Linked DNA regions of Homo sapiens: region 2 is linked to region 1. A link is a contact called in ENCODE Hi-C or POLR2A ChIA-PET data. All regions are on one chromosome and are shown on one strand. The core of a region is the stretch at or near the end of the contact, and the rest is flanking DNA. Distances in the headings are between cores, read along the strand shown.

What was found. A loop is a pair of places that touch in the nucleus more often than their neighbours do. ChIA-PET counts read pairs that join two places held with the same protein, here RNA polymerase II (POLR2A).
Region 2: a loop to region 1 is called in a map of PC-3, with 14 times the contacts of the local background. The contact joins two enhancer-like sites. A Hi-C loop is called at or near these places in 2 of 168 maps with a recorded cell type or tissue (PC-3 and gastrocnemius medialis). POLR2A ChIA-PET finds 5 or more read pairs at or near these places in 9 of 52 experiments (A549, BJ, Caco-2 and 5 more).

What each region holds. Positions count from the first base shown.
Region 1 is chr2:28,248,757-28,255,604 of GRCh38, forward strand. The region is part of intron 10 of BABAM2 (BRISC and BRCA1 A complex member 2); the gene reads left to right. Among named protein-coding and RNA genes, the nearest start is that of BABAM2-AS2, 58 kb to the right of the region's middle. RefSeq lists an enhancer at 1,044-1,544. Within about 2 kb of position 2,760, at least 3 of the 41 ENCODE cell types and tissues checked have a DNase peak (open chromatin) inside an H3K27ac peak, as active enhancers do.
Region 2 is chr2:28,292,587-28,299,434 of GRCh38, forward strand. It overlaps BABAM2 (BRISC and BRCA1 A complex member 2), which reads left to right. Exons shown (of 12, transcript NM_199191.3): 11 at 5,752-5,905. Among named protein-coding and RNA genes, the nearest start is that of BABAM2-AS2, 14 kb to the right of the region's middle. Within about 2 kb of position 3,850, at least 2 of the 41 ENCODE cell types and tissues checked have a DNase peak (open chromatin) inside an H3K27ac peak, as active enhancers do.

The DNA of each region.
Region 1 (6,848 bases), core at 1,510-4,009:
TTGGTAAATGACCCTTTGAGTCATTCAGCCTGGACTGTAGGCCTTTTCTCCCTGGTAAAATTCCTGTTAGACCAAATCTGACCACTTTTTTCTCTTGTTTTCCTCTACCTCCAACTTAACTGAGTTCTGAGTTTACTAAGAACCTACTGCATGCTCAGTACTATGCGAGGTATTAGGGGATATAAGTATATAACTCAGAGTTGACCTTAAGATACTTACAGTAACATAGCACAGAAATTAGAAAACTACAGCCTGTGGGCCAAATCCCGTGTCAGCCTGTTTTTATAGGGCCCTTGAGCTAAGTATAGCTTTTTGTTTGTTTGTTTGCTTGTTTTTTTTTTTTTTTTTGGAAACAGCGTCTCACTCTGTTGCCCAGGCTGGAATGCGGTAGTGTGATCTTGGCTCACTGCAGCCTCCGCCACCTTGAGTTCAAGCGTTTCTTCTGCCTCAGCCTCCCGAGTAGCTGGGACTACAGGCATGTGCCACCATGCCCGGCTAATTTTTGTATTTTTAGTAGAGACCGGGTTTCACCACGTTACCCAGGCTGATCTTGAACTCCTGGCCTCAAGCAATCTACCCGCCTAGGCCTCCCAAAGTGCTGGGATTATAGGTGTGAGCCACTGCACCCTGCCCTAAGGGTAGCTTTTATATTTTAAAAGGATTCTTAGAAAACAGAAAGAAGCAGAAGAATATGCAGCAGAGACAGTATATGGTTTGCAAGACCTAAAATATTTGACCCTTCACAGAAGTTTGCCAACTTCTTGTCTAGTTGATGAGAAAAAAGATTAGGTCAAGGTGAAGTACAATGGTATGCATTTTTAAAACAAATATTTTATGACTTGTCTACTTTATGCAAGACACAGTTATATGAGAGAGGCTCATATGTTATATGTCTTGGTCTGGGGGAGGTCTTCTTTCTCTCTCTCCAGACTGGAGTGCAGTGGTGCAATCATGGCTCACTGTAGCCTCAACTTCCTGGGCTCAGGTGATCCTCCCACCTTAGCCTCCCAAGTAGCTGGAACTATACATAAGCGCCATGACGCCCAGCTAATTTTATGTAGGGACGAGGTTTTGCTGTTTCCCAGGCTGGTCTCAAAACACCTCGGGCTCAAGGGATCCACCTGCCTCAGCCTCCCAAAGTGTTGGGATTACAGGCATGAGCCACCACACCCAGCTTCTTGTCTTTCTTAATGAAGTCTAATGAGAAAAACAGACAATAAAGACATAAACTTAACAAATATATACATTCAAAAGGTGACAAATAGCGTGATGGAACAAAGTAAAAGGCTATGAATAGAGAATAAGAAGGAGATGCTGTGAGGAAGATGAGGAAGATGCTGTGAGGAGATGCTGTGAGGTCTTCCCTATGCTTCTATAGGGAAGACCTCCTATAGAGGGTGACATTTCCGCTGAGACCTTAGCAGTGATTCAGACAGCCAAGGAAGGCAATTCCAGGGAAGGCAGTCCCTGTGCAAAAGCCCTGAGCCCTGAGGCAGCAAAGAGCTCTGCTGAAGCAGGCGTGGCTGGAGCACAGTGAGTAAGGGGAAGGGCATTTGTTGAACTTTTTTTTTTTTTTTTTTTTTAGCTATCTAATATTGAATTACTTTCTTAGCGGTTTATTCTAGAGATTACAATATGCATCTTTAACATAATTGCCTTAAGATTAATAATACCTTCATTCTGGTAAAATATAGCAACATTGCTCCTTGTCCTCCCGCTTATTTGTTCTATTAATTGTCATATATATTACATGTATATATGTTATAATATAAACACAACAATATAGCTTTTTCTGTCATTACTATAAACAATCATATATATTTTTTTCTTTTTTTTTTGTTTGTTTGTTTGTTTTGTTTTTGAGACGGGGTCTCGCTCTGTCGCCCAGGCTGGAGTGCAGTGGCACGATCTCAGCTCACAGCAACCTCCGCCTCCCAGGTTCAAGCAATTCTCCTGCCTCAGCCTCCTGAGTAGCTAGGATTACAGGCATGTGCCACCACTCCCGGCTAATTTTTTGTGTTTTTAGTAGAGACAGGGTTTTGCCGTGTTAGCCAGGATGGTCTTGATCTCCTGACCTCGTGATCTACCCGCCATGGCTTCCCAAAGTGCTAGGATTACAGGCGTGAGCCACCACGCCCAGCCACAGTCTTATGTTTTTAAAAGAGAAAAAAAGTTATCTTTGGATTTTGCCCTGCACATTATTTCCAGTGTATCTTTGCAAGACTTTGATTGCTGTGTTCCTCCATTTCAGAGCTGTAGGATTGGGGCTGGGGTGGCAGTGTTTATTCAGTCTAATGAATGATAAGGTTCTTACTCTGATGTTTTTCTTTATTTTAAATGACTAATGTTCACACAGATGTCTTAGTATTATTCTTTCTGTATTTGTCTTTAACTATCTGTTTGTTCATTTGTTCATTCATTGGTTTTCAGTTGACATTAAGTAAAAGGAAAGCAATTATTTTGTTTTTCAGAGAACACAGTTTCTGGTAAGACTTTTTTTTTTTAAGCCAGAGGAAATCAACAACTTCAGACTAATTCTGGTAGTCATTTAAATAATTCTTTCCTTATAGGCCTGTAATCAAGGCCAATAAATTAGAAATCAGGACAGCTTTTGAAATTTTAAGTAAAAATCAGAAGCTTCTGTTTATTGCTACAAATGCTTCTGCCGAGCTCTGATTTTGTCAGGCTCTCCAATTCCTGGTATAACCAAGGAAATTATTTGCATTGATGTCGCACTGTCACCTCACCACTAAAACACAAAGCTGTCGTAGTAGCAGCCACTCAGTTCCTGAGCTAAGCGAGGTAGACTTTCATCTGCCCGCTATAGAAACAGTGTTTCGTCGTAGAATATTTAGCACTCAACAAACAAGATGGCTACTACATAAATCGGTAAAACCAAAACTGTGATGTTGCTCAAAACCTGCTTACTTTTTTGGATACAGTTCACATCTTTATATAAAGGAATATACTTGAAAAGCAAATCGGAATCAGTAAAATAATTAAAATTAAGAACCACAATGCTATGTGTTAGAATTTGTTTCAAGCCAAATCTATAGAAAGTGTAATATTATTTTAGAATTACCATGTTTACCTCATATCAGACATAAAGATTCTTAGTTTAATTTTATCATTTCTAGTATTAATAACTATCAGGCTAGGTGCAGTGGCTCATGCCCGTAATCCCAGCACTTGGGGAGGCCAAGGTGGGTAGATCACCTGAGGTCAGGAGTTCGAGATCAGCCGAAACATGGTGAAACCCTGTCTCTACTAAAAATACAAAAATTAGCCAAGTGTGGTGGCACCTGTAATCTCAGCTTCTTGGGAGAGGCTGAGATAGGAGAATCGCTTGAACCTGGGAGGTGGAGGTTGCAGTGAGCCGAGAACGTGCCGTTGCACTCCACCCTGGGCAAGAGGAGTGAAACTCCATCTCAAAAAAAAAAAAAGCAAAAAAACTATCAAAGCAACAGGAATGAAAATTAATTATCAACAAAATATCAAACCAGTCAGTTCTCTAATATTGTTCCGAATGATAAAAGAATATGGAAAAAGATAAAAGAAAATTTACTAAATGCCTTTTTGCTTTAATTATGGGAACTACTGAGTCCTTTAGATACTTTTACATTTTGGTTAATTTTTATACTGAGACTTCCTTGAAAGTGGTTAGCTCTACTAGGCAAAGTGGTTTTCATCTTTTGATTATACACACAAGCACACCCTTCGCCCGGTTTACAGTTCAGAGAGCTCCAGTCCTTCAGCAACCACTGTCACTATTTTGACTCAAATTGAAACTTCTGTTTCATCTTTAGAGTTTACTTCCAGAAAGCCTGTTTTGTAATTTCTGACACTAGTTTGAGAACTTACTGGATTAATCTTCACTGGGAATATTGTCTTCATTATAATACCTTAGAATTACATGACCCCTTTTTAGTGACCTTAAAGGATTTCTTTTAAGGAAGAAGGTTGTAAATCACTTGCACAATCATGCAATGAATTTTTCCCCTGTACCCTCTTATATATGTTGTATGAATCTTTTCAGTTGTAATTATTGGATTAAGTAATTGCCAAAGCAAGTGTTTCTGATCAAAGAAAGGTCTTGAAAAATTAGCAATTTTGACTTCTCAGTGATTTTTGACATGCTGTCAAATTAACAACTGTAACTCAAGAAGTCATCTTACCCAGTGAAAGAAAGGAAGCTGTTTACAGAGTAACTCTTATGTTATTGATGTAGTTCAGTATAACCTTTTCTTAGAATTAATATTAAAGTACTGTTGACATTGGTGAAGCATGGGCATTATTATGTTTTGGTGCAGAGCTTCTGCTGTTGTTGAAAATAATAGCAATAACAGTTCACAGGTATGGAGTGAAGGCTGAGTGCGGTGGCTCATGCCCGTAATCCTAGCACTTTGGGTGGCCAAAGCGGATGGATCACCTGAGGTCAGGAGTTCAAGACTTGGCCAACATGGTGAAACCCTGCCTCTACTAAAAAAAAAAGAAAATTAGCCAGGTGTGGTGGCATGCGCCTGTAATCCCAGCTACTCAGGAGGTTGAGGCATGAGAATTGCTTGAACCCAGGAAGTGGAGGTTGCAGTGAGCCAAGATGGCACCACTGTACTCAGGCCTGTGTGACAGAGCAAGACTTTGTCTCAAAAAAAAAAAAAAAGTATGGAGTGTATACCATGCTCTAGACACTGTTCTCAGTACTTTGCATATGTTATGTTATTTAATCTGCAGAACATCTTTCTGAGGTTAATTACCAGAATAACCCATTTTACAAATAACAAAACTGGCACAGCAAGATTAAATGACAGAGCTAGTGTTTAAATCCAGGAATAGACTCTAGATCCCATGTGCTAAACTACATTACTCTGCTGTTTCAGATAATTGTTTGACAGTATCCCCAGGTATGTGTGATAAATTTCAAAAGCCTTTAGAGCTTCACGGAAACCCTGTAAGCCCCAAGAACAAGAGCAGAGGGTCAGTGTCTGCAGCCATGCACAGGTCAGAGAGATATGGAGACTATCTCATCTCTCAGGAATGGAGTGGATGTCTCAGCAGAGACATTACTGTTCTGAAGACAACGGGGCATTAAGCTGGAGTTGTTCCTCAGTGGAGGTGACAGGTTGTTCACTTATAATCCCCTGTCCTGTGGCACAAACTACTGGCTCAAGGTAGGGATTCATTTTTGGCCATTGAAAGAACAAAACTAAGCAGCTTATTAAGGAATGAAAGAGCTACTGATTACCAAAAACGTGATTTAACCTGTTTAGACATAGTGAATGTGGTCAGTTATAATGGTTTGTCATACAAAGTTCATGTTAACCTACAAGGTCAAATGCCTCCTGAGAAAGAGGTGATTTAGATGTGGGAGTAGCCCAGGTTCTAAGACGGTTGGAGGAGTAGGAACTGTGGCAAACTGCACACTCCTTTCTATCCTCTTCATTGTTGATCTCGGCTCATTCCAGCCCTGCTGCCCAGGTTCAAGCAATTCTCCTGCCCCAGCCTCCCAAGTATCTGGGACTACAGGCATGTGCCACCATGACCAAATAATTTTTGTATTTTTTGTAGATACGGTGTTTGACTATGTTGGCCAGGCTGGTCTCGAACTCCTGACCTCAGGTGATCCTCCCGCCTCGATCTCCCAAAGTGCTGGGATTACAGGCATGAGCCGCCACGCCCATGCCCAGCCCATTGTTGTTTTTTTTAACTGAATAAATCCAGACATTTCTGTGGGTTGGATCTGTCCTGAGAACCTGTTAATTAAAAAAAAAAAAATTATTGTAGAAATTTCAAGCAAACGTGAAAGTAGAAAGAAAAATATAGTGAACCGCTATCACCCATATCGCAGTTTGAATACCTTGTTTCTTCTATCCTGCCTCCTTTTTAATTTCCTGAATATTTTGATGCAAGGGAAATGTTGTTTTACCTATAAATACCTCACTATGTATCTCTAACAGATAAGGATTTTTTTTCAATTTTTTTTTTTTTTTTTTTTTGAGACAGGGTCTTGCTCTGTAGACCAGGCCAACGTGCAGTAGAGTGATCATCTAGCTCATTGCAGCCTCAAACTCCTGGACTCAAGGGACCCTCCCACCTCAGCCTCCAGAGTAGCTGGGACTATAGACACACACCACCATGCCAGCTAATTTTTTAAAAATTTTTCCATAAAGACAGAGTCTCACTATGTTGCCCAGGCTTGTCTCAAACTTCTGGCCTCTAGTGAACCTCCCACCTCAGCTTCCCAAAGTCCTGGGATTGCAGGCATGAGCCACTGCACCCAGCCCAGATAAGGATTTTTTAAAAAGATATATTGACGATAGTATTATGACATCTAATTAATTAATATCACCTAATACCCAGTTTGTGTTCAGATTTCCCCATTTGTCTCAAACGTGGGTTTTTTTTAGCACTTGCTTTGTTCAAATCAGGATCCGAACAAGTAAGAATCCGTGAATCTTGAAAGCCTTTCTTTAGAAAATAGGAGAAAAAGTGTTTTTAGTTATTTCATTTAGAATCTGAGCCATTCCGTCTTTTTTTTAAGATGGAGTCTCACTTTGTTGCCCAGGCTGGAGTGCAGTGGTGCAATCTCAGCTCACTGCAACTTCAGCCTTCCAGGTTCAAGCGATTCTCCTGACTCAGCCTCCCAAGTAGCTGGGATTACAGACATGCACCGTCATGCCCGGCTAATTTTTGTATTTTTAGCAGAGATGGGGGTTTCACCATGCTGGCCAAGCTGGTCTTGAACTCCTGACCTCAAGTGATCCACCCACCTTGGCCTGCCAAAGTGCTGGGATTACAGGCATAAGCCACAGCACCCAGCTGCCATCCAGTCTTAATGCTAGTTTTTAATA
Region 2 (6,848 bases), core at 2,600-5,099, 45 kb after region 1:
CAGCCACACAATGATGACAGGCTGACTTTCCCTCATGGTCACAAGATGGGGCCTCAACTCCAAGCCTCAAGACCTCACATGATCAGCTCTAAGGCAAGAATGAGATGGGGGCTTCTCCTTACACGTGTGTTTAATCAGAGAGGAAAATATTTCTCAAAAGACCCATAGCCCACTTCCCTTCAGGGGCTATTGGCAGGACTGAGTCACATTTCCATGTCTTGGTTTATTGAAGGCTGAGTGATATCCAGCACTGTCAGACTCTGGGGTGAGAAGAAGGTTCTGCCCATAAGAAAGAAGGATGGAGAATGGCTGTTAGGTACGCAACCACAGCTGTCCGCCACCACTGCCAAGATTGGGAGTGAATATCACTTACTATATGGTGATAGCTTAAGTGACAGCTGGGATGTATGGAGCTTTTTGTTACTACACTGAATGGCCAGACTGGGATTCTTTCAGCTCTCCTAACCCTGCTTGTATTTATTCTATTCTTCCTCTGTGCTAGACTGCGAATTGTGACTACTTGCCTTTAATGTTCCTTGTCCTCATTTTGCCATAATTAGATACTTTTTTTTTCTGGAGAAATCATATAATCAAACTTGTTGAACTATGCCTGAAATGTTGAGTGTCTGATAGGCTATCCTGGGAATCACATGCATGGTATGGCATTTCTTTTGGCTATTCATTTTTCCATTGTTGAGGTGTTTGGAGAAGTGAGAAATTTCTAGAAAGTCTTATGAATTGAGATACCACCTTACTAGAGTTGTCTTCTAGTGAAAAGATGAGCATTTAGGGGCAGATAAGCATGTTTGCTTGGGAAGGTAGAAATGCAGCCACTACTTGAACCTCACCAGAGTTCACAGAGAGGCAGCATAGTTTATCAGTGCATTCGGCTTTCCCCCAAAGCTGCATGGTTGGCTGTTGTCTGGAGAGCACCACAAGCTCTGGGACTGCAACCCGCGGAACCCATCACTGCAGTGACTGTCCAGAGTGAGGCAACCGGTGCAGAGCTTAATTCTTCCTCCCTTCCCCCAGGGCTTCAGAGCCTTGTGAATGCATCCTGTGAACTGCCTGGTTTGTGCAGAATTAAGAAGCATTTGGTGTGACTTGTTTCAGCAAGTTCTTGAAGAATGCTTCAGAAATAGTTATTGAGACCGAGTGTAGTGGCTCATGCCTGTAATACCAACACTTTGGTAGGCCAAAGAGGGAGGATCACCTGAGGCCAGCAGTTTGAGACCAGCCTGGACAACATGGCAAGACCCTCATCTCTAAAAATAAAAAATTAAAAATTTAAAAAAAGAGAAGAAAGAAATGGTTACTGAAATTCTACTAAACAGGTGCAGACCATCCCCTCTGTGGATGAAGAGCCAACCAAGATTTAGTCTCTGTATATGGGAAGAAGGAAATAGGAAGCAGTTGTCAAAATAATACTGACACTAAGTAACTGAATCAAATGAGATGATTCTGCTCTAAGAATCAAACCTGACCCAGTAGGTTCTAAGAAAGCAAATGGCTGGCCAGGCATGGTGGCTCATGCCTGTAATCCCAGCACTTTGGGAGGCTGAGGCGGGCAAGTCACAAGGTCAGGAGTTCAAGACCAGCCTGACCAACATGGTGAAACCCCATCTCTACTAAAAATACAAAAAATTAGCTGGGCATGACGGCAGGCGTCTGTAATCCTAGCTACTTGGGAGGCTGAGGCAAGAGAACCACTTGAACCTGGGAGGTGGAGGTTGCAGTGAGCCGAGATCGCACCACTGCCCTCCAGCCTGGGCGACACAGTGAGACTCCATCTCAAAAAAAAAAAAAAAGGAAAGAAAGCAAATGGTTAAAGTGTTCAATTTTGATATAGCTGAAACTATGAGCCCCAAATCCTTGGAATCTGGGCGGTTCCTTCAGAGCAAGTTAGCTGTTGGAAGTCCTAAAGTAATTATTTTACTATGCATCAGAAAATCATGAGTTAACCTATAGGCAAAAGTTAAGTGACAGAAACATTTGGGGATAAGGAAAGCAAGTTTTAATTTTTTTAATCTTGACTAAGTTGTACCATTCAAATCATTCTTGTCAGAAAAATGTGAAGTATTTCTCATAAATATTTTAGTTATTAACTCATTCTTATGCATAGAACATTTTAAAATAAGCCATCATTTTATTGACCATTGACTGATATAGACAGGATACAGCTTAGTTAAGTTGAGCAAGATACTGTATTTTTAAAATTTTATTTTCTCATATGTGAATTGCCAGTTTTATCTCTGAAGTACTCTGACTGTTCCTGCTCCCCTAATAATACATTTACTGTGTGCACTGAGAAAGTATTCAAATTTTAATATTGGCTTCAATTACACTTTGTTAGACAAATCTCCATGGAGAAATAATAATGTAATCAATGCTTTTTGGGGACTGTGGTAGATATCAACATTACCTTGCTGCTGTTTTTTAAAAATCAGAACAACTCACTTGCCCAGGTAGATACATTTCCTTCATATTTTGAATTATTTCTGATGCTAACTGGGCATTTAGGGAGTCAAAGAAGATGGTTCCAAAATAGGTGGGAAAAAATCATTTTTTAGCATATTAAAATATTAATACCAGCAACTCATTTTCTACAAAACAAAATAATAAGAACGAAAATAGAAGGCATTCCAAAACCCGAAAAAGCCAGTAGCTTGAAAATCACATAGCCTGTGGTATTATCTGCATTGCTTTGGATACTGAGTGATGACTGTATTTGCTTTAAATTTATAAATTATTGCAATTGAGTTCTACTGTTTAAAATTGTTGCTTTCTTGTAGGGAAGCTCTCATGGTACTTTTCTGCTGGTAATGATTGCTTTGGAGGTTACTCTCAACCTTGTTTTATATTTGCAAAAGTGTACATAGTATAAAACAACTGAAGTCAAAGTATATGTGAATAGGCTTTTTTTTTTGAGACGGAGTTTTTCTCTTGTTGCTCAAGCCGGAGTCCAGTGGCGCTGTCTCGGCTCACTGCAACATCTCTCTCCAGAGTTCAAGAGATTCTCCTGTCTCAGCCTTCTGAGTAGCTGGGATTACAGGTACGCACCACTATGCCCAGCTAATTTTTTGTATTTTTAGTAGAGACGGGGTTTCACCATGTTGGCCGGGCTGGTCTCGAACTCCTCACCTCAGGTAATCTGCCTGCCTCAGCCTCCCAAAGTACTGGGATTACAGGAGTGAGCCACCGCGCCCAGCCACGAATAGGCCTTTTTAAAAAATTAATCAGAAGAGGCGCGGTGGTTCACGCCTGTAATCCCAGCACTTTGGGAGGCCAAGGTGGGTGGATCATCTGAGGTCAGGAGTTCAAGACCAGCCTGACCAACATGGTGAAATTTGATCTCTACTAAAAATATAAAAAATTAGCCGAACGTGGTGGCAGGCGCCTGTAATCCCGGCTACTTGGGAGACTGAGGCACGAGAATTGCCTGAACCCAGGAGGCAGAGGTTGCAGTGAGCTGAGATCGTGCCATTGCACTCCATCCAGCCTGGGCGACAGAGCGAGACCCTGTCTCAAAAATAAATAAATAAATAAATATTAATCAGAAGAAATGGAAGTAGTAATGAGAAAAGATACAAAGTTAATTTTAGAAAGCAATATTTGTGCAGAGTGACTGAAAACGTTACAGATCATGCTTTGCAATATGCAGGGACTCAAAAGCGATTTCTGAATTGAATTATTGATTTTAATCAGTCTTTCGTATTGTTCCTCTATACTATGAACTCTCTGCTTTGGCACCAACAGACATGTATTCAGACTGCCCTATTGTGGTACTTGAAAAATGTGACTAAAGAGTGGACATTCAAAATCGTGCCCTTTTCTCTGACTGTCGTGTGATTCATCTGTAGAAACCCCCTGCAGCACTGAGTCAGTCATCATCAGAGTCAAGTGCACTCCGAGTCTAAGAGGCCCTCCCAACTGGATGGTTTTTTGATTCTCGGGAGTTTTTTGGCTTCTCCTTAAAAGTCTGCTGCGGACCTAAGTTTTCCTTCAAGAAATCATATTGAGTGCTGAGAGTACCTAGTCCAAGTTGAATGTCACCCCAGACTAGAATAGTGATAGATGTATAATTATCTAGCATGTATTTTTATTTATTTATTTATTTTTAAGACGGAGTCTCACTCTGTTGCCCAGGCTGGAGTGCAGTGGCGCGATCACAGCTCACTGCAGCATCCGCCTCCCGGATTCAAGCGATTCTTCTGCCTCAGACTCCCGGGTAGCTGGGATTATAGGTGCTTGCCACCACGCCTTGCTAATTTTTGTATTTTTAGTAGAGATGAGGTTTCACCATGTTGGCCAGGCTGGTCTTGAACTCCTGACCTCAGGTAATCCACCCACCTCCGCCTCCCAGAGTGCTGGGATTACAGGTGTGAGCCACTGTGCCTGGCCTAATTATCTGGTATGTATTTTTAAATATATCTTCCTCATGTAGCTAAAAAGACGAACCTTATACATACTTCATAATGACAACTTTAGCTTCCTAAATTGTGACATAGTGAATGAGTCGTAAGCAGGTTATGCCAGTGTCCTCTGGAGTAGGAGAAGGCAATGTGGGGCATAGTAGGAGCCGAATGTTTGAATCATGGGACTAGATTTGAGTCTTGCCCCTGCCTGACTATGACATGAGCAAGTTAATATACCTCTTAGAGTCTCTGGTTTGCTCACCTGTTAAATGCAAATGTTGAAGATAATGTCTCTGTCATGGAGTTCTAAGTAACAAATCAGATAACGTGTATAAAGATACCCTGTAAATCTAGAAAATTCTATACTTGTTTTTCTTATTATTTTTATGCTGTTCCTATTCTTTGTCCTAGAAGTGGATAACATTCATACACATATACGTTATATACCTTTAAGAATGTGTTATTGAAACAGTCTGTGTTTTTAATGATGATTTGCCTCAACTAATAACAAGTCAGTTTACTTTTAAAAATTGAGTTAAAGAACCCCAAAATGAAAGATAAAGCATATAACACATGTTAACAGCAAGGATTGGAATTAGCCTGTACTATCACAGCAAACATATTTAGTGCTCAGAGTAGTACCTTATGCGTTCCATTAAGGAACTCCCACTGATTTAGGAGATATAAATATATGTGGTAATGCATATGGAAAAAACTGAAACTGCTGAGTATCAAAATTCACTGCTTGATTGGAAGTAGAGTGATAACTTCATTTTTCCTGGTAGTCTGGTTGCCATATCCTATAAAGTAGAAAGATTATCACCTGCACTCTTACCGCTTCTCCAAATGCATTCTTGAAAAACAGCCTCTGTCCCACTGCCTCCATCAAATTATAGATGTGGAATACATTGCCCAACCCTTGAAGAGTTTATGTTATAATAGACACTTAAAACAGATAGAAAGAGAACTCTGCTATGGAATATTGATCCCGGGAAGTGCTAGAGAGGAATGTCAGATGGTTGCAGGCACCCAAGCATCCTTCCCTAAGCTTCTGTGACCATTTCAAAGCATTCTTACAGCACCTACACATCATGCCTTCTATTGGTGACATTTTCACCCACGTGTGATTTGCCTCTAGATTATAAACTCCTCGAAGATGGAGAAGTCACTTTGTATTTCTTGGTGCCTCTCTATACACCACACCTTTCATCCAAACTGCAAGCAGTATTTGTGGTTCAAATAGAGTTTCGTACCTAACATTCGGATTTAGTCAAAAAAAAAAATCTTAAGATGTGTTTATGCTCTAACTTTCTTTTTCTTTCTTCTGTCTTTGCAGTTGACCTGCCTCTGTTTTTCCCTCGAGACCAGCCAACTCTCACATTTCAGTCCGTTTATCACTTTACCAACAGTGGACAGCTTTACTCCCAGGCCCAAAAAAATTATCCGTACAGCCCCAGATGGGATGGAAATGAAATGGCCAAAAGAGCAAAGTAAGTGAATCTGTCGTTATTTCCAACAGGTAAGAGCATTTTGTTTATCTAGTCCAGGGGTTGGCAAGCTACTGCTTGCAGGTTAGTTCCTGCCCTGTGCATGTTTTTGTAAATAAAGTTTTATAGAAACACAGCAACACCCATTTCTTTACTTATTATCTGTGGCCGCTTTAATGCTACAGTGGCAGAGTGAGTAGTTGCAACAGAGACTGGATGGCCTAGAAAACAAAAAATATTTACTGTTTGGCCCTTTGTAGCTTCATCAGGAAGAAGCTGATCTACATCTGAAAGTGTTTCCTTTTTCTACTGTTTCTGTTGGTCTCTAAAATTAGCCATGACAGCTTTTGTTTTTTTTCATGGAATGTAGAATTTATCAGAAAACTACCTCTCTATTTAGAGTAGAGGATAAATACTAAATAGGAATTCGAGTTGTGGGTAAATGGCATAAATGATGAAAATGTTGGCAGCTACTTTTTATAGTTTTTTAAAAAATGGAAAATTTCAGGTGGCAGTAAACAAACAATTTTTGCTTAGTAGTCAACACCTGGAGCCGGTAGCTACTCTTTCATATGGAAATGAATCTCTGAATTCTATACCTCATTGCGTCTCTGCAGTGTATACCATAGCTGTTGCCCAAAGTAGGACCTGTGTATTTCTTGGTCAAATAAACAGCTACACAAATAGCTTAGGGCTATTAGAATAGATATGGAAGTAGGATTTCATAGAGGTCGAAGTTAGCTAAAGTTTGGAGTTTAGAGGTACAACTATTGCTCATGAACCTCTCAGTGTGGAAGGCCTCACTTCAGTCATACAGAATAGGTAAATATAGAAATATGCTGAGTGTTTTTTATATTTAAGACTTTGGTGTCTGGAACATCAGTCTTCATAAACCATGACCTCCTAGATTGAAGAAGCAGTGGATCAAAATCATAGTTTCCAAAAA